Linked DNA regions of Mus musculus: region 2 is linked to region 1. A link is a loop called in an ENCODE intact Hi-C map of the cell type or tissue named here. Cell type or tissue: left cerebral cortex. All regions are shown on one strand. Links, peaks and the distances in the headings refer to the core of each region. The heading gives the core; the rest is flanking DNA. Region 1 overlaps Prdm1 (PR domain containing 1, with ZNF domain). Region 2 has its middle 19 kb from the start of Mir1929.

Region 1 (9,589 bases), core at 1,142-9,141:
CTTGATTTATGAGGTGCTTCTTGACTCTACATTTTAGACGGGTCCTTCCTTCCTTCCTTCCTTCCTTCCTTCCTTCCTTCCTTCCTTCCTTCCTTCCTTCCTTCCTTTCTTCCCTCTCTTTCCAGCCAACCCTTTTAAGAGCATGTAATTCTTCAGGTTGCAGATGAGCAATGATAGGTTCTGTTACTACCCTTAAGTTGGAGAAAGGACCGAAACAGCTGTAACTTACCCACGATGGGCTGGTTTGCTTCAGATAATGTAAGTTGTAGTCTGGGACCCACGTGTATGTCAAATCCAGAGGAGACCAAAAACTACCAATTTGAAGCAATACAACTATAAATCTTCTAGGGTTTCTGTTGGTTGCAAAAGCTGTGTAACAGGTGGCCGTGTTAAAAAAAAAAGTCTCTACACAGCCCCCCAAAAGGTTTGTGCCTATTGGGATTCCACTGCCTTAGAACAAAAGGTTGACCCAACCATTACTTCTTAACTTTCATCTCTGCCTCCAGGCACATTGGTTAACTTCATATGGAGACCATTTAAGACAGAATATACCACTTTAAATTCAGGGGCAGTAGAGGCCTTGTCTGTGCACCTGAAATAGAAATGCATTCAATCACATGTCTTCCCTCTGCTGTGGAGAGCATCCAGGTTCCATGATCAAAAGTGGAAGGATCTATAAACACCCTGCCCCCTCTTTTTTTCTAAACAGCAAATATGCACACCATGTCTACTACTCAGTATCTGAGGCATTATCCTCTGAGGGACGGGTTAACTTGATACTCCACTTTCTTCTCTGAAGCAGTTGATGTGACGCCTGCCTGTGTGCAAAAGCAGCAAAAATACAATCTCCCTGTGGTACCTCACAGAGGACCCGCCATCCATAGAGTGAGTGAAAGGTGGTTCAGAACCACAGCAGACTGTGGCAGGCCGTGCTTCTCCAGGACTCTCTGTCTGTTTCTTCCTAACATGATTTAATGACTGGTTAAGAGTTCAGGCCATTTGGCTTGGGATACAGCTCAGTGGCAGAGCACTCACCTACTGAGCACAAGGACCCTGGCTCAGTTCTCACAACAACAACAACAACAACAACAGAGCTAAGTTTTGTGCTGTAAGGTGCTCACGTTTGGCAAACGTGCCCAAAAGTATGAACAATAGCAGCAGCTCCTTGGGGTTCTGCCCAGCTGGCAATAAGAGCAGTGTCTAATCTGCTAACATCGGGAGCAGAATCAGTTTCCAGTTCCGGCATGAAGTTGTTAAACATCTTGGGCATCTCCCTTGACCGTCTCCGAATCTCTGGGCTGGAGATACTCCAAGTCCAACACCGTCGTCACCTCCTTCATGGGAAACCCCTGGGAGGAAAGGACACTGTCTTAAAGCCCCCCACTAGCCAAAGCAAAGGACCTCTACAATCCAAAAAATGCCAAGGTCCCTGGGGAGGTTTTAGGAAAGCCTCTGCCTCTTTGGCCTGTGGACAGGACTACATTCACAGGGTGGTTATTAATGAGACAAGTGCATTAGGAGCCGACTCATGTTTTGGTTATCCACCCTGCTGCACGCATTGGTTAGTAGTTCCTTGGGTCATCTAGGTCAAATGTCCCCTTGGCCTAGTTTCCCTCGTCCCTAGGTCACTAGAGAGGCACCTGCTTCCTTCAGCCTGTCCTAAGGGTGTGCTCATGGAGGGAGGATGCCCACCAGTCACTGGACAGAAAACACATCCCTACAACTAAGCTTGGGATAGGTGGCCACCTGCTTCCCACCTCTTCGATGTATGCATTACTGAGTGTGGACTACATTTAGAAATGTAAGTGTGGGGACAGCCCCACAGTGGGGAACTGGCTGTGTCGTCTGGCCATTTTCCACCACACCAGGCCTGGCTGGTGTGTACTTGAGTGCCTCCTTTAACATCCCTAGTCATGCAGGCTCACAGGAGGGCAGACTCACACTGGTAGAACCGGTCTACTTCCTGGTGCTCCCGTACTTACTTCCCCAACTATGCAAAGGGGTGGAGGAGGGAAGCCTGCTATGATTGGCATCTTCCTTGCTACACCTGAGCCCAAAGGTGTTCAGGGAAAGGTCATGTGGTGGCTGTCAACACAGACAGGACTTGAGGCCAGGCCAACCTGGCTTCACCAGGGAACATACCACCAGGAATGAAAAGGAACACTGGACACGAAGCCATGTCACTTCCGGCAAGACAGGGACAGGCCATGGCTTTGGGTCTCCTGAACTCCTTTGTGTCTTCTTTATGGCTCTGCCCTCGTCCCTTGGCTCGTCCCATCGGGTGCCGCTGGACTATCACCTACCTGTCGTGCCAGCAGGTTGGAGAGATGACCAGGCATGTTTTTTGGTGATCAGGGTGGTAAAATGGCCCACATCATCTGTGCTGGAGGCAATCACAACGAAACTGAACAGTCAAGTAGAAAACTGTCCGCCCACAGGCCCGCCGAGCCCAGTGCAGCAGTGGAGGTTAGGGGGTCGGGCTGCTCAGGCCAGCCTCTCTGCTACAGCTCGTGATTCAGAAATTACTGGAAGCACGCTTGCTTTTTCAGTCACCGTCTTTCAACGGTTTATTCATAAGGCAATTTTTCACTTTTCACTCGTTTTCAGCCCCTTTCACATCTATCTACTCACAGTTTCTGTCTTGGCTTTAACCTTTCCCTCCTCCTCCTCCTCCTCCCCCTCCCCCACTTCTCCCCCCCTCCTCCTCCTCTTCTTCCTTCTCCTCTTCTCCTGCTCCTCCTCCTCTCCCTCTCTAAGCTCAATTTGTCCTTATTCCCCCTTTTAAAACTTTAAACCGTTAAAGTGGTATAGAGGCCTCAGTGGCCTCACTAACTGAAAAGGTCCCTTTCACTGTCCCCTTAGGGGTCTCCTTACTGTGTTCTCAGGGCTTCCTCAGTTGCCAGTGTTTCTGTACCTTGCTCCTTTTTGTGACAATAAACTTAAAATCTTTTTTTACTTGTCTTGTAAATATGATTTTGCTTAAACAAAAACAAACAAAAAAGCAACAGCAACAGCAAAGCACAAAAGAAGGAGGGAAAGGACAAAGAAGAAAAAGGAAAAACAAGAGCAATTACAGGATTCTGGTTTTGGAGTCCAGCAAGAATTTAACTTAAGCATACTCACTATTCCTATTTTTTAAGAAATGTAGGTTTCTTTCAGGTGAGTGTATTAAAGCACATAGTTCTCACAAGTCAGCAGGACCTGCAAGCTCACTGTCCTTGGCCAAAGAAGACACAATGGCTGGTTCCACACTAATTTGCCCCCCCATTCTGGGTTCCCTCTACTCTCTGATCTCTAGGCACTTATGCAGCAACCTGGTTTCCAAGGACAACAGGAAATCATGGAGTCTTAGCATAGCAAAGGTATGTTACTTCCAAGATTGCCAGAAACAATCCAGGAGTGGCTCCTCATTCTAAGGGTCGGAAAATCAGGGTGAATGGGGGGAGTGATGGGCAGACCTAAGACTAGTGCTCTTTATTATGAGTACACAGTGTGTCCCCTGTGAGTAGGGACTTACATTCAGTTTCTTCCTTGAATGTATTCCTAGACTATGGGCCCGAGACATGTGGAAGAAAGTTAGGTGACCTTGCTATTAATCTTCAGGTTAGGTTATTGATAGTAGGTTATGTGTTACTGGATGACAAAGGTTTACATAGAAGTTGCTGATGTTCCATACTTCCTTAACCTGTATGGGTGGGAACTTGAACTCAGGGTCACTGTGCTGATACTGATGGGAGAGGGGAGGGCAGAGGCCACCCTTCTTCCTGAGTACCTCCTGCACTGGTTGGGGGTTCTCTAACAGGGCCAGGGGAACTCTTTGTTTCATTGCTGTTCATGATTCCTGGGAACTGCAAGGTGGGACACTCTTTGTTTCTTCCTTTCTTCCTTTCTTCCTTTCTTTGTTTCTTCATTTCTTTGTTTGTTTCCTTCTCTTCCTTCCTTCCTTCCTTCCTTCCTTCCTTCCTTCCTTCCTTCCTTCCTTCCTTCCTTCCTTCCTTCCTTTCTTCTCCTCCCTCCCTCCCTGCCTCCCTCCTTCCCCCCTCTCTCTTTCTTTCTTTCTTTCTTTCTTTCTTTCTTTCTTTCTTTCTTTCTTTCTTTCTTTCTTTCTTTCTTTCTTCCTTTCCACAGAATCATGGACTCTTCCTCAGAGTTAGGCAGGCTTTTCTAGTTTGTTAGGTCATACATACTTTGTTTCTAAAGAGTCTCAGGAGGTTAAGGAAACTAAAGTTCTCCACCAAAGTCTTGAACATGTCTTGGTTTAGGTCCTCGGCTGCACATAAAATTGACAGATGCTTGGACTGTTGGCATAGAGGGGCTTGCTGGGATATCTTGGGATGAGCTTGTGTTTTTAAGTGGGGTGACTCTTCCTTAATTCCTACAAGTCGGAAAACTCTGTCCCTGCCTGAGGAGAACCCCAGTGTCTTATAAACCTCAGAGATAGTTAGTCTCAGTCTAAATCAATGGTTCTCAGCCTTCCTAATGCTGCAACATTTTAATGAAGTTCCTCATGTTGTAGTGACCCCCAACCATACAATTATTTTGTTGCTACTTCATAGCTCTAATTTTGTTGTTATGAGTTGTAATGTATCTGATGCGCGACCTCCAGGATGGGGTCACTGGTTTAAACTCTTCTGCTGTGATCTTATTTGTTCCCCACCCATAGTGGAGAGCAGCTGGTTTCCTTTGTCCACAGGTGAGTTTTCCTGATGCCCAAAGATGGGGCGTTTTCCTATCATTTCACGAAAACACATTTTGTAAGCACACTGAAGAATCTCTTACCAAAATTACCCGATGGTGCTTATCTGCCACTTCCTCTTTCTTTCTCGATAGGGCAGAGGAAAAACTCAAAGATGACTATGTCACACTTGTGCTGAATAACACCTTCTATCTTAAACACAGAGAGAGGGAAATGTGTACAGGGCCAATCCTGACTCAGCACTTGGCAAGCCTGGAAGGAGCCAACTAGGAGAAGGTTCGTTAAGTTTATAGTATTCTGAGAAGCTGGGCCACAGCAGAGAAGATTTGCATAAATCTGGTTAAAAATAACCTTCTGGAATCTTGCTGCAGTTTTCGTCTGAATCACACCGATTAGGGCTGTATTGAAATTAAAATCACTTCTCGCTTATTTAAGCTGTCAGCACTACTTTGAACACTTGGACTTTGGGGTCTTTGAGGTCTTGAAAAGGGATGTGGTGGGAGGCTTCTCCATGGTCTCAGAAACTCAGGATCATCACACAGCTGGAAGTGGATTTTAAGAGGTAGCTAATTCCAAGAATGGTCTAGCTGAAGGCAATGAAATCAATGTATTATGGGAAAAGTGCTCCACCTTTGCGGACTGGCTCATGGAGCGCCTTGAAACCTTCCTCTCATTGAGCATCTTTTAGCTGCCCCTCTGCCCTCCTCTCTGGACAACCTCCCTGGAGGCCTGGTTTTGTTAGAAAGCCTTCTCCATGTGCATCCTATTGTTTTTCCTCCCTCTGACCTGGCCCTTTCTCATTATCTTTTTTTTTTTTTATTCTTTTTCCTTTTGGGGGGAAAGGGGGAGACAGGCTCTCACTATATAACCCTGATTTGCTTGGAATTCCTTATGTAGAGCAGGATGGCCCTGAACTAAAAGAGATATGCCTGCCTCTGCTTAAAAGTATGTGCTACCACACTTGGTACACACACACACACACACACACACACACACACACACACAGAGAGAGAGAGAGAGAGAGAGAGAGAGAGAGAATAACATCATTTACATCAGTTTATGAGAACAAAATTATTTCATTTCCCCCAATGAAAGGCCATCAAGAATTGTGCTCATAAACTTCTATGATGCACCACGTATAGTCTCTATATTGTAATATGATAGGGAATATTTCTGTATAGCTTTTATGTAATTAAGGAAATTTAAAAAAGAATTAGTGACTTCTTGAGACTTGCTTTGCCCACTGAGGACTATGTAAATCTAACAGTCCAAACTCTGGCAGAGGCGCTTAGGCTCCTGGTGGGTGTTACTGTCCCACTCAACTCTATGCATAGTTGTTCCTGAGATGGGCAACTCTAAAGAAAACAAGACCTCATCTACCAAAGAATGATGATTTATGTTAGCAATTGTTACACCCTAGATATTAAGGAGGTTTTAAATATATATATTACCACAATGGTTCTGTAGAACTCGGGCATCTAATCAGCACCACTTGGCACATTAGGATAATAGGGTTCTGCTTTTCTTAACTGCACAGTTATATGTTGGCAGCATTTCAAGATGTTTAAGTGAATTAGGATGAAACCCTGAAAGCAAAAGAAAACACAAGAGAGTCTGGAGGGCCGAAGTATAAGGAGTATTGTTTTCTCAACATACAGCGTGGACTCATCAAGTTGGCCATGGTGAAATGGGAGCCACGAAAAGCATCAGAAAGGGGGTTCCAGAACCTTCTCGAGAGAGCAGTCACGTTTTAAGACCCATCTCCTATTTTTATCTTCCAAAGGGAATCAATTTGACTTGTGCTGTCTCTCTCTGGGGACAGGTTAGGTTCTGAAACATCCATGAAGAAGAAAGGAGTCTCAGTCTCACCATAGGATCCACCAGGCTCCGAGCCATGCCACCAGGAACCCTGATCTTCACACTAGTTTGGGGTTAGTCAGCCTTTTGGAAATTCACATCAAGTACCCGAGTTGCCAATGAGAGTCCCAAGTTTGGAGTGGTGGTGGAGGAACATAGGGCATTTTTTGTGGCACATTTTGGGTTAGCTTCAAACCACAGAAACAATACTAATGTCAACAGCAAGAAAGGTTTCTGACCCCAGCTTCCCAGAAGCCCTCACCCACCTGCAGGCTGTGAGTACATATGTGACATTTCTGAAATAGACACTAGTCTTCCTTAGTTCCTCACTATGACCTCAGGTATACTGATACACATCCATAACTCATAAGGAAGGGAAAACTGCACACTATTGAGAGTGATGGCACAGCGCCCTGAACACACTTGGTCTTGGAAACTAAGCAGCGTCTGGCCTGGTTAGTAGTTGAATGGGAGCATGAGATAGTTCAGGTCAGTGATGCTCACTCGCTTCCTAGGACAGCCCACAGAAAGGGGAGATATTGGGCATCACGTCATATTGCTGGAAAAAGGGGGCGGGGCAGAGAGAGACAAACTGAAAATTCTTGGCGACGTGGCTCAGTGACCCTGTGGTAGTCAATAACACAGGAACATCTTTCAAGACACTAGACAAGCATTGGTAAAGCATGAACATTTATATTTTAATTTACATTTTGACAATTTGCACATAAATAACAATGTAAACCAGTACGTAAACATAAGATAGTTTGTTGTTCTAGCAAAGTAAAAAGCCAATAACTTTGGTCAGTTTTAACTCTGAGGAAAAAACAAACAAACAAACCAACCAACCAACCAACCAACCACTGTTCATTGTGGGCTCAACACTCTCATGTAAGAGGCCTAAGAGGAAGACAGATGGCAAGAAAAGCAATTGTCCTTGTAAAAATCCTCCCAACACAAGAAAAGCACAGGAGGAAAACAACCCAAGTTCACTGCAAAGAAATCGTATTTGTATTTGGTGTCAATGTCAGGTCATGCTTTGGTTAACCTACAATTAAGTGAGTATTTTTCTCAAATACAGATGCATCCAGAAATGTCAGTCTTGTTGGGGCTGCAGCCCAGTGACAGCTTGCTTGCTTGCTAGCATGTGTGGAATCTCTGGTTTTGATCCTTGGAAGGTAAAGAGAAACCCATCTAGCTAGTCACAGCAACAGGTCAGTAAGGCTCTTGGGTTTCCCCCAGAGGATCTGAAGTTTTCCCTCTTTGTAAGTTGATCTATATATACAAAACTCTAAGGTAAGCATCAGACTGAGCAGTGAGCATGAGTCAGGGTTCTAGAGGAGGGAGAGAAAGAGGAAGAAGAAGAGGAAGAGGAAGAGGAGAGCAGAAATAGAAAAATGATTTTTATTCTGTGACCCAACTGACACACATGTAGCAAGGCCATCAAATGCGACTGGATGGTGTGGTGTTTCTATCCATCCCAAGATGCTACACACCCTCACCTCTGCACTGAGGTGCTCTGCTCTCTGGTAGTAGGCAGGGTGGTGCCCAAGCACCAAAGTCATAGCGAGGTCATGGAGTTTTAAGCAAAACTTCAGAGAGATTCTTTTTGCTCTTAGGAAAAATAGGTTCTTTTACATGGCTTGGCTCACAATTTAAGTGGTTATAAATATATCATATATACACATGGTATACTGGTATAAATAGGTTCATAAATATACAGCATTCTTTATTACACCTTGAACACCAACAGGTAACCTTTGGGCTTAGGAGAATACAGGACCGAACCACCCAGCCTACCATTTGGAAGCACACACGCTCAGCTGGGTAGCAACTCATGAGATACGACATTAATTCCTGCACTCCTACTGGATACACTCAATGAGGTAATTGTTGAACACTTTTGCAATGCCCTTTCATCTTTAATTAAGTTAATTATACAATGCAAAAACACAAATACTGAGAAAAGCTGAGTTTTACAGATACAATACAGTTGATGCGTTGGGGACAGGAATGTTCATTACCCGCTTAACCTAAGATGATAAGAATACCCGTTTTTACTTTTATTTTTTTCTGTTCTCTTTGCTTGCTTGTATTTTAAGTGTGGCCTGAGCCTTTCTATATCAAATCCTTCTTGGTAGGGCACCAGCTTTGTGCAATTTTGATATTAAAAAAACAAAAACAAGCCAACAGCAAAATGACAGCCAGACTCAAACCCCCCAACCCACACACACACACACACAACATCTGTGCTTTACGACAGATCTTCTGAACACGGCTTTTTTATCTTCTTCACATTTTCAGATAACACCCAGGGATGCCAAAGTCATATGGCCACTCAGAATGGTCATGTGACATTGGGAGACAGGTTGGCAAAGCCTTCCTGTCACTGTTTGGTAAAATTGTGACTAGGAGGAGGAAAACCAAACCATCATTCTGAAACATAAAATATTTTTCTTCTTCCTTCCCCTCAAATTATTGCTGAGCAATTCTGCACATGTATCCCCAACTTAGAGAATGTCACTCAGATTGTGTGATCTTCTGAGTTAACACACCAACCACATGACTTTGGCAATATCAAAACCTCATTTTAAAGCATTATCATAGAGAAAGGTTGCCTGAAATCACAGAGCTATCTTCTAAGTCTCAGGCATTTAAACAGATGTGCAGAAATTATCTACAAAGAATGGCCACAGGACAAAGATACAACATTTATACTCAAATTACAAAGAATCTTTCCAGTCATTGTAAACTTCTTTAATTATTGCTTTTTGAAAGATAAACTGTATAATAAATTATGAAGAATTATCATTGAAAAAATAATTATGGCTAGGCAATAGTTTTAGTAATAGGAAGGCGCTATGCAAACATATCCACACAAATATTCAAAATACACAGGTTCAAATATATAGACATGGCTGTAAATAAGTATATATATATTTATAATATGTATATATGTATATATGTATATATAGTGAGTCTTTGCCTCATTTATGCCCTGAGATTTTGGTAACATTGGAGTCCTTCTTTAATTCCAGA
Region 2 (9,589 bases), core at 900-8,899, 56 kb before region 1:
GCTTTGCAGATAAATGGTATTCTGTTTGTATTTGTACCATTCTTTACCCTTTAAGTACATTTTCAAAATGAATAAAAATATTCAAAGTATTACCTTACAAAAGTCTTATTCTCTCTATGTGTAGATGTGTTAGTTAAAGCTGATGATGTCTTAGTCAGGGTCTTAGTTACTGCTGTGAACAGATATCATGACCAAGGCAACTCTTCTAAGAATGACATTTAATCGGGGCTGACTTACGGGTTCAGAGGTTCAGTCCATTATCATCAAGGGAGCATGGCAGCATCCAGGCAGGCATGGCGCAGGAGGAGCTGAGAGTTCTACATCTTCATCTGAAGGCCACTAGGAGATTAATGACTTCCAGACAGCTAGGTTGAGGGTCTTAAAGCCTACACCCACGGTGACACACGTATTCCAACAAGGCCACACCTACTCCAACAAGGCCACACCTCCAAATAGTGCCATACCCTAGGTCAAACATATTCAAACCACCACAGGTGATACATTTCATGGTTGTTTCATTTTGTTCTAAAGAGATTACGGTTAAGAAACAATAATCAAGATGGAAAGCTGCTATTGAGTTAGCAGTAAGACTAGACAGACTGCTCTGAAAGAAGAAGAGGCTTGTTTGAGACTCTGAAAAAAAGCCAGTGTGCTTCTGAGGAACATGGATAAGGAGAAGCCAAAGATGGGGGAGACAGCAGCTACAGGGCCCAAGAGGCCACACCGTTATTTAAGTTGAGAAATAAAGAAAAGCCACTGGACCATCTTTATTATTGTTGTTTTATGTTTTGTTTTGCTTATTTGTTGTTAATCGTTGTTTTAAGACAGGGTGTTTCTGTTTGGCTGTCCTGAAACTCACCATGTAGACTTGACTAGCCTTGAATTCACAGAGATCCACTACTCTTTGCCTCCTGAGTGCTAGGATTAGAGGCATGCACCACCATACCTAGCCAATTTTAGTACATATCTTTTTTTTTAACTTTTTTTGATGGCTTGTGAATTTCACATCATGCACTCCAGTCTCATTCATCTTCCTGTCTCTTCGTTATCTTCCCTCAGCCCTTGCATCCTCCCCCTCGAAATAAGATAAAACAAAAGTCTCCTTTCAGATATCCTGTTGTTGCCCTGTGTCATGGAGATCCTGTAGCTTTTGGATCTGCAGGACTGGCCCCTTCATGTGTTCCAGCAGTTCATAGATGGGGTAGATGTTGAGGTGGCCAATTCATAGACCTGGGTCTGGGTCTGGGTGATAGCTGACTTGGTCAACACCAACTCTCCTGCTTCCACTGCCAGGTGAGCTTCCCAGCACTGCCCTGGCTAGCTCACCCAATGCTGTAGCCAGAGAGGGACAGGGCCAGCTCTCCTGCTCTCTAGCCACTCATCTGTGTCCATGCCACCAAGGGCCAGCTCTGCTGTGCTGCCCAGGCAAGGTACAGGGCCTGCCCTCTGAGCATTGTAGCTGGCAAGGGACAGGGACAGTTTATTTCTTAAACTTACATTTAATGTGTGTCTGTCTGTGTGTGTGTGTGTGTGTGTGTGTGTGTGTGTGTGTGTGTGTGTGTGTGTGTGTTTGTGTGTATGATGGGTATTGCCAGTTGGTTCACCATGAAAATCCCAGGGATGAAATTCTGGTCACTGCACTTCTTCAAGTGCCTTCACCCACTGAGCCATTTCACCTGCCCCGATTAGATGGCTTAGACAGAGAAATATGGATGTCTTAGAAAGGTCTTTTCAGTTACTGTGTGAGAAAGGAAAAACAGAGCAAAAGGCAGAGTAAGTGGCTTTTTATCATGGGCATGTGAGGAGTCACCAGGTCATATTCTTGATCTCTGAGCCACTTGAACATGTCTGGCGCATGACCAGCCTTGTGTGTTAAGCAGACTCTGACTACTGAGCTAAACCTCTAACCCCAATAATTTTCATGTGAATAGATTACACAGCTCTAGTGAAAAGGAAAGAAACCAAGTCATACTTGGAAACAGCAAGTCTTGCTGATAGACCAGGTGTGGAGGGATTGAAGTGATTCCTTTACACATAACCAGTCAGATTCATTTATGCTTTCTCTCCTTTGAGCTACAGGAGAAAGGTTTTTGTTTTTTGTTTTTTTTTTAACTGTGCTTTGTCAGTTATATTGGCCAGAAATGTAAACAACAGAATTTTCAAGAGAAACTTAGATTGAGTAAAATCTTAAAAAAAAAAAAGCAGCTCTCTTCACAGATTTTTAAACCTATATGACTTATAAGTTATGATATCAAATGTCTAAATTACTGGAAGAGTCCTCTACTGGCAAATAAGAGACCTAAACTCTTGGGACTCGAGGCCCTGTCTGGAATCTGGTAAGGAAATAATTGTTCTACAGACTTTATAGTATGTGAAGAACTGAGTTGGCACCATCCTTCCTTGATGCTGATCTTGTGACTGTTGGCGACCAGCATGTGTGGGTCTGTCCATCCCCTGCTATGAGTGTTCCTTGCAGAGAACAGTGCCTTTACCTGTCACCGTGGTGGGACTTTTGGAAAAACATTGCTTTTGTCTGCGCTGGGCTGAGATGAGGCAGAGAACTGAAAAAGCCAGATCTCAGGAATAGAAAGATGGAGTCTCTGGGGTCTGAAACAGGAGAGGGATATGTGTGCCCCCAAAATAATGATACGTGTTGAAGGACTAGTTTCGGCCTGACTGGGAAACCCAGGCAACAGCCAGATGTTACTGGCCTCTGGCAGTGTTTTTACTGGTAATCAGTTTTTGTACGACAGAAACTCCAAATTATCTAAGCAAACTAAGGGGTTGCTTTTACTCGTATTCTGAAAACTTGACATTGCCCTAGTTCTTAGGCACCATGTCTGTCTCATTCCTGAGCACTGCCTCTCCTGTATGCTAGCTTAGTTCTCAGGGGCATTTTTTTTGGGCACAAATAATAGTTTAGGGAATGTGGACCTTGAATTCTCTGCTAGACCAACAAGGATCGAGAGATCATCTCCTCTAACAATACAACTGAGACCCAGAGATGCTTGTTTGCAGAAAGGCCAGCACATGTTTTCTCAAACCTCATTGGTCAGAACTGAGCCAATCACCTATCCTGAAGCATTCTATGATGAGCATCATCAACAGTTTCCCAAGGGAGGAAGGGAGGAGAAGGTTCTTTGGTGACATTAGGGAGAAGAGGGTACAGAGGAGGCAACCTATGAGTTCCCACATCTCTACCACCTTCATTACTGTATGCAAGCCAAGTTAGATCAGGGGCAGTATAGACAGAGGTGAGCGTGACTTTGTTTCTTTTTGTGGGGAAGGGGAACAGGTACATGTAGACTAGACTACCCTTTACCTTAGGATCTTCCTGGCTCTCCCAGGTGCTGCTGGGATCATGGTATGGCCACCATCCCTGACAGTAGATCAGAATCTTTCTGTTCAGAGCCCCAGCTCTACCTGTTTCTGGCTAAGTCACCTCTGCAAGTTCCACTTTCTTCATCTGAAAAAAATGTAAACGATGGCTAGACTCGGAGACTCATGCCTGTAGTTTTAACACTTGGAAGACTGAGGCAGGAAGACTGCCATGAACTCCAAACTAGCCTAGGGTACACAGCGAGTACTTATCTGCAAAGCAAAACAAACCAAAACCAAAAATGTAAATGGCAACCTTAGTAAAGATCAAATTCATACATCAAAATATATGTTTGATCCAGCACTTAGGTGGCAGAGGCAGGCAGATCTCTTGAGTTTCAAGGCCAGCCTGGTCTACATAGGGAGTTCTAGACCAGCCAGAGCTGTATTTATTGTGAGACTGTCTACAAACCAAAAAAAAAAAAAAAAAAAGTACTTAGAGGGGCGAATAGGATTATATATTTGAAAAAATAAAAGTCAGATATGAAGTATTTTTGTTGGGTATGAGGCTCATTTCCACCCAATGGCACTGTGCACATAAGGAAGCCGGCTCTCTCCGTGTCAGGCAAGTTGGGGCCCATGTGGTGCCTTCATTGCAAGGAAGAGGGCTCATTGGTTCAGAACCAACCTTAGGCAGCAGGTGTTCAGGGCTGGGGTGTCAGAGTTTCAGCTTTGATTTTTCTATGAACTGGCTGGGTTATTAAAGTGTTGACCCTGTTCTCTTGTTTAAGAACTGGTTTCATTTCTAATGACACAGCAACCATCGAGCCATTCCTTGATTTAGTCACTAGAACCAAAACTGAAGTGTGGCTGGTTTCGTGTTGTTTTTATAGCAGTTAGTACAGAGAACAACAGGCTCCTGTGAAAACAGATGTATTGCTATCTCTCTCCATCTGCTGCCTCCCAGACTCCCAGCCGGGCTCTGCCAGAGCCCGAGCCTCAGCTTCGGTTCTTGTGAGAGAGGCTACCTTGAGGACAAGAACCTGGCTGCTCTTTCCAGGGCTAGGGGCACCTTTATTTTTCTCCTCTTCCTCCTCTCCCTCTCCTCCCCCTCCTCCTCCTCTTCTCCTTACTCCTCCTCCTCCTCCTCCTTCTTCTTGAAAAGGAGCTTTGCATCTTCCCAGGCATTTTACAGTTTGGAACGGAGTATCAGAGAGAGACCCTTGTTGCCCATTATGAACCCAGGAGGTTCTTCGTTTGATGGGCCTCTTTTAATATGAAGGTCTCATAACGCTGAACTAGAGTTTTTAGTTCTCTTGGGGGAAATCATCGTGTTAATTATAATGCTAAACTCCTCATAGTGAAGTCATACTCTCCTCACAGAAACCTAATCTTTGACAGTGTGTCTAGAATCAGATATAAAAGTGAGTGTTTACAAATAAAGGAACAGCAGTGGGCTAAGGCGGTAGGTAAATTAGCAAAGTGCTCACCCAGCACGTGACAGGCCTGGGGTTTGTCCCCAGCATTGACTAAACCAGGCATGGTGGTTCAAGCCTGTAATCCTGGTGTTGAAAGGCCATCCTTAGCTACAGACTGAGTTTGAGACCAGCCTCCGGGACATGGATCCTCTAAATTAATTAATTATATAATTTTAATTAAAAATTAAAATCCCCAAAGAAAACCAAAAACAAACAACAACATAAACCAACCCATAAACATAAACATTGATTCTTATATGTCTTCAGATTTAAGAATTACAGAACATAGAACACTGAGCTAACTCCCATGGAATAGTCAGGTTCCCTTGTGTATAAAATACAGTTAACAGGAAATGCCTCATAGGACAATAGAAGAGTTTATGTGAACAAGTAACATACAAAATGCTTGAGAAAGCACCTGGCAGTTTGTACCCCATAAATGCTGGTTGTTCTAGGCAGAGGATGTAACTCAGTTGGTATGTGCTTGCTTGGCATTCATAAAGCTCTGGGTTCCATTCCCAGCACCACATAAAACAAGGTGCTATGGCTTCTTCTACCTGTGATCCCGTTTTGGGAGGCTCTGTAGCCGAGGCCAAGTTTAAGGCCAACTTGGCATACATGAGACCCTGTCTTGAAAAACCAAACAAATCCATAACGTTTGGTTGTCATTGTCCTTGCTTCATGTTCTTGTCAACTACATGTTGAATATCCTCACCTCACTCCCAAAATACACTGACACACACAGACACAGATACACACAAACACACACATACACACAGATACACTCTCACACACTCACACAGATATACACAGTGACACACACAGACACACTAACACACATTCACATACATGCACACTGATACACAGATACTGACACACATACACACTGACACACACACACACATAGAGATACACTCAAACAGACATACTCACACAGAGACACACAAACACTCTCACAAACACACACACACACACACACACACACACACACACACCACCACCACCACCACCTCAGTCTCCTTCAGTGTCTGCCTACCCTCCATCATCTTCAGTTTTTCCTGCAACCTTTGATCTCAAGCTGTCCTCTGAAGTCTGTGTCTGTCCGACCTGACAGATGAGGCTAAGCCTGGCCCTCTTGCAAGCTGGCCTGTGCCAGAGTTGTCTAGGCAATGTTTGTTGCTTTTTAATGATAAGTATAACTTCTGGGGAGTGCTAATTTTAAAAACTTTTTAAAGGTCAATGCCATACTTCTGTTGAGCCAGCTCACCTGGAGATTGGCTTTAGTGATGGGATTCTCTGCTTTGGCTCTGCTATGCTGTTCTCAAGCCCACACACTGGACCTTCTTGGTCCAGTTGTCCATGTTTCCATAGTTGACCAAATTGTTTACCCTAATTCCCCCACAGTTAAGAAAATTCTGTGACATTGTCAAGAAAGCCATTGTCCATTTAAAAGGTCATTCATCTTTTTAAAGGTCTCGTTCATCTCATTCATCTTTTTCTCTCATTCATCTTCCATTGGTATTTTCTGCCTGTGTTCACTGTCTGCGCAACAGCGTGGCTGTTCAGCGCTCTCCATATGGACCTTTGATCCCTCCCAGATTGCAGATTTCTGGAGACCAAAGCCAGAGAGCTTGGTACCACTCCTGAGGTGAAGGGCAGAACGGGCGCAGCCTGTCTGAGGACTCTCGAGAGGGTTCTGCCAAGCACATGGCTCTCTACTTTTCTCCTCTGTTATTTCCAGAAAGTCTCACAAACTCCTTCCATCTCAATTCGGGCCTTCTTCAACAAGCAGAGACAGATTTAAGGTGAGGGACTTCTCCGGCTGGCCCTGCAGCCGGGGTCTGAAAGTGACGTGTCAGGCAGGGGTTGGGGCGTGGTTGGCCTCCACCCTCGGCTGGAAAAGGACATTTTTTTTTTTCAAGGAGAAGGTCTTGTCTCTGTGTCTACCTCATCGCAATCCTCTTTGTCTGGTTTCTTCCTCCTACCCAGTCTCCTTTGCCTGCCTTCCCCTTTCCCTGACTGACTTCCAGGCTACCCCTCCCCCAGCCTGTCTTCGTGCCTTCCTCCTTACACTCGCCTGATCCTCTGTGCGTCTGGTCGGTTTCTGTTCCCTCTTGTTCTTTTTCTTTCACTTTCCGCCGCCCACCCGTCATTTTTAACAGTGTCATCATGACTTACAGTGTGGGAACATGGAACTCAGCGTCTCCCACATTACACAGCCATCTCCGGATTCCATGTGACCAGCACTCTTGCCCTTCGCTATGAGGGCAGAATTGATGCCCCACCACTTCCCAGCTGCCAAGGCCCAACTCTCTCTGAGTCTCTGCTTCCTGCTCACTGCAGAGGAGGGCAAGGCTAGAGCGGGAGGATGGGGCAGCTGCTCGTACAACTGCGAGCGGAGGTTTCTAGTACTGACATATATGACTATCTTCATAATCGACAGAGCTCAGCTGAAACATCCAAGTCAAACGAATAGCAGGGTCTCAGTCATACACAGAAAGCACTCTTCCCTTTTTCTTCCCTCAGCCCCACACATGCAGGCTTGTGCAATCAGTTCTTATATAAAGATCTGCTTGAAGTCAGGCCTGGGGTTTCTCGGAGGCATTATACCCCCCTTTCAAAGGTCAGGGTTCACTCAGAGCAGCTAGAGTAACCTGGATGTTAAGAGTTGGGAGGGGAGGCACCTCGAGGTTTCCGGGAATAGGACCTTCTTAGACTCTGTTTCACAATGCAAAGAATGGTTTGTATGTCTCACATGCAAACCAGATTTGTTGATCTGAGTGGCAATGTCCCTTTGCAACTGTGACCAAGGATGGAAATTAAGCCTGTCTCTGTCTCAGAGGCTGGGCTTCTGCCAAGCACTCCGTTTACTGCTGGTTTGCTACCTTAACCCTTGGCAGCAGCCCGGGGCTCTGCTTGCAGCCAGCACCCAGCCAACACAGTGAAAGTGATCTTTGCATTGAGCTGTCTGCCTACAGGTCTCTACAGGCATCTCCTGCCCTGGCCTGTCTGCAGAGCCAGAGAGGCTGGCTGACAGGAAAGTGAGCCAAGGCTCCTGGCAACGTTCCAAGTCCCAGAAAGGAACTGCACCTAATCCAGCATCCTCTTCCTTTTTTTTTTTTTTTTTTTTTTTTTTCAGGTGCAAGTGGTTAAAATTCACAGTCATGGTTCCACTGAGTGGAGAAGCTTCACTCCCAACACAGCAGGGCCGGTCCGGCGCTGGGGCCCAGTTAAAGGTGATTAAGCTGTTTAGAACAGAACGGATGCTCAAAAAAGGGGCCTCCAGCCACGTTCCTCTCTGTTCTGCTGTAGGATGCTGGACACAAAGGCCCTCGGCAGCTGCCACCCCTCAGTCTCGAACTTGCCTAGAACCCTGAGCAGAGACATAGTCGGTTCACTATCCGGTACCGACCGGTTCTGGTATTCTGTGACAGTGGTAAGCGAAACGAAGCCACCTCCCATGGGCGCACCCTCCCACGACACCTGCAAGAGAGCAGCCACAAAGCATGAGGCTGCTGGTCCGTAAAGACCTCGAAGTGGCCTCAGAGGCCCAGTTCGGGTACTGAGAAAGTATTGATGTTTATGGACTATGCAAAGATGGTCTGAAGAAAAGGGAAAATACAGCAGAGATCTTCCTACATAGGAATGCAGTTTCAAAACACAATTTGAAAAGAACTATTTCTAGGGGCTGAAGAGGTGGCTCAGCAGTTAAGAACACTGGGAGCAACTCCAGAAGACCCAGGTTCAATTCTCAGTGCCCACATGGCAGCTCACAACTGTTTATAACTCCAGGTCCAGGAGATCAAACACCCTTCCAAATACATAATGTAGGCAAAACACCAATGCACATAAAATTGAAAGAAAGAAAGAAAGAAAGAAAGAAAGAAGGAAAGAGAGAGAGAGAGAGAGAAAGAGAAAGAAAGAGAGAAAGAGAAAGAGAGAAAGAGAGAAAGAAGAAAATAAATCCGGGTAACGGTGGCACATGCCCTTAATCCCAGCACTCGGGAGGTAGAGGCAGGGGAATCTCTGTAAATTTCAGAATAGCCAGAGCTGCACAGAGAAACCCTGACTCAAAAAAAAAAAAAAAAAAAAAAAAAAAAAAGAAAGAAAAAAAAAAGAAAAAGAAAAGAAAAAGGAAAAGGAAAAGGAAGGAAGGGAGGAGGAAGCGGAGGGGAACTAGTTCTATAAAACCGTAGCTTTCATCCGTATTCACTAAAGGGCAGCAGTCTACCACTCCAGGCTGCCTTATATCAGAACTAAATGTGTAATGCTGCCCAGGCTGAGTACTCACCTTAGGGTCCTTTTAACTGGTTTTGAAAGTTTCAAAGCTGAACTTCCTAAGGGCTTTGCCCTAGACCTATCGATACACATGGAAATGTAAGGGGGAAAAATCCTTTAACCTCCATATATATACACATACATACATATTAATCTGAAAAAAAAAGGAGAAATTGAGATGTAATAGTAGAGGCAGGACTAGCAGTAACTGACTAATACTTACTATGCTCATATGCGGTATGAGTGTAAACGTCATACACACGCAGTGTCAGGTTTTTTAAATTCGATTGTATGACTGAAATGCTTGGTAGAACTTCTGCTTCTGGCCAGGATGGGATAATCGACCCAATGTGTCTTCCTTCCTGCAATAACCTCCAGGAGGAAAGCAGACAGAACACACAAAGCGCTTGTTTTCACAACAGCAGACCTCAGGCAGTACAGAGCAGTGCTCCCTGAGAACCGGGAAACAAACGAGGGGCCCTGGGCTTGCCTTCACCTGCTAGACCGCACTCGGG

The links. A loop is a pair of places that touch in the nucleus more often than their neighbours do. Peaks named below come from ENCODE experiments on the same cell type or tissue, not always from the same donor. Only the 100,000 strongest peaks of a DNase experiment are listed, where the experiment ranks them.
Region 2: a loop joins it to region 1, with 4 times the contacts of the local background. A loop is called at or near these places in 8 of 42 quality-filtered maps.

The regions. Positions count from the first base shown.
Region 1 is chr10:44,429,944-44,439,532 of GRCm38, forward strand. It overlaps Prdm1 (PR domain containing 1, with ZNF domain), which reads right to left. Exons shown (of 7, transcript NM_007548.4): 7 at 7,231-9,589. Among named protein-coding and RNA genes, the nearest start is that of Gm35028, 6.8 kb to the left of the region's middle. In left cerebral cortex, for the core only: no CTCF peak of the experiment used is centred there; a DNase peak (open chromatin) is centred at 4,952.
Region 2 is chr10:44,373,808-44,383,396 of GRCm38, forward strand. No RefSeq gene overlaps it. Among named protein-coding and RNA genes, the nearest start is that of Mir1929, 19 kb to the left of the region's middle. In left cerebral cortex, for the core only: no CTCF peak of the experiment used is centred there; DNase peaks (open chromatin) are centred at 4,241, 6,922 and 7,655; H3K27ac peaks cover 538 bases.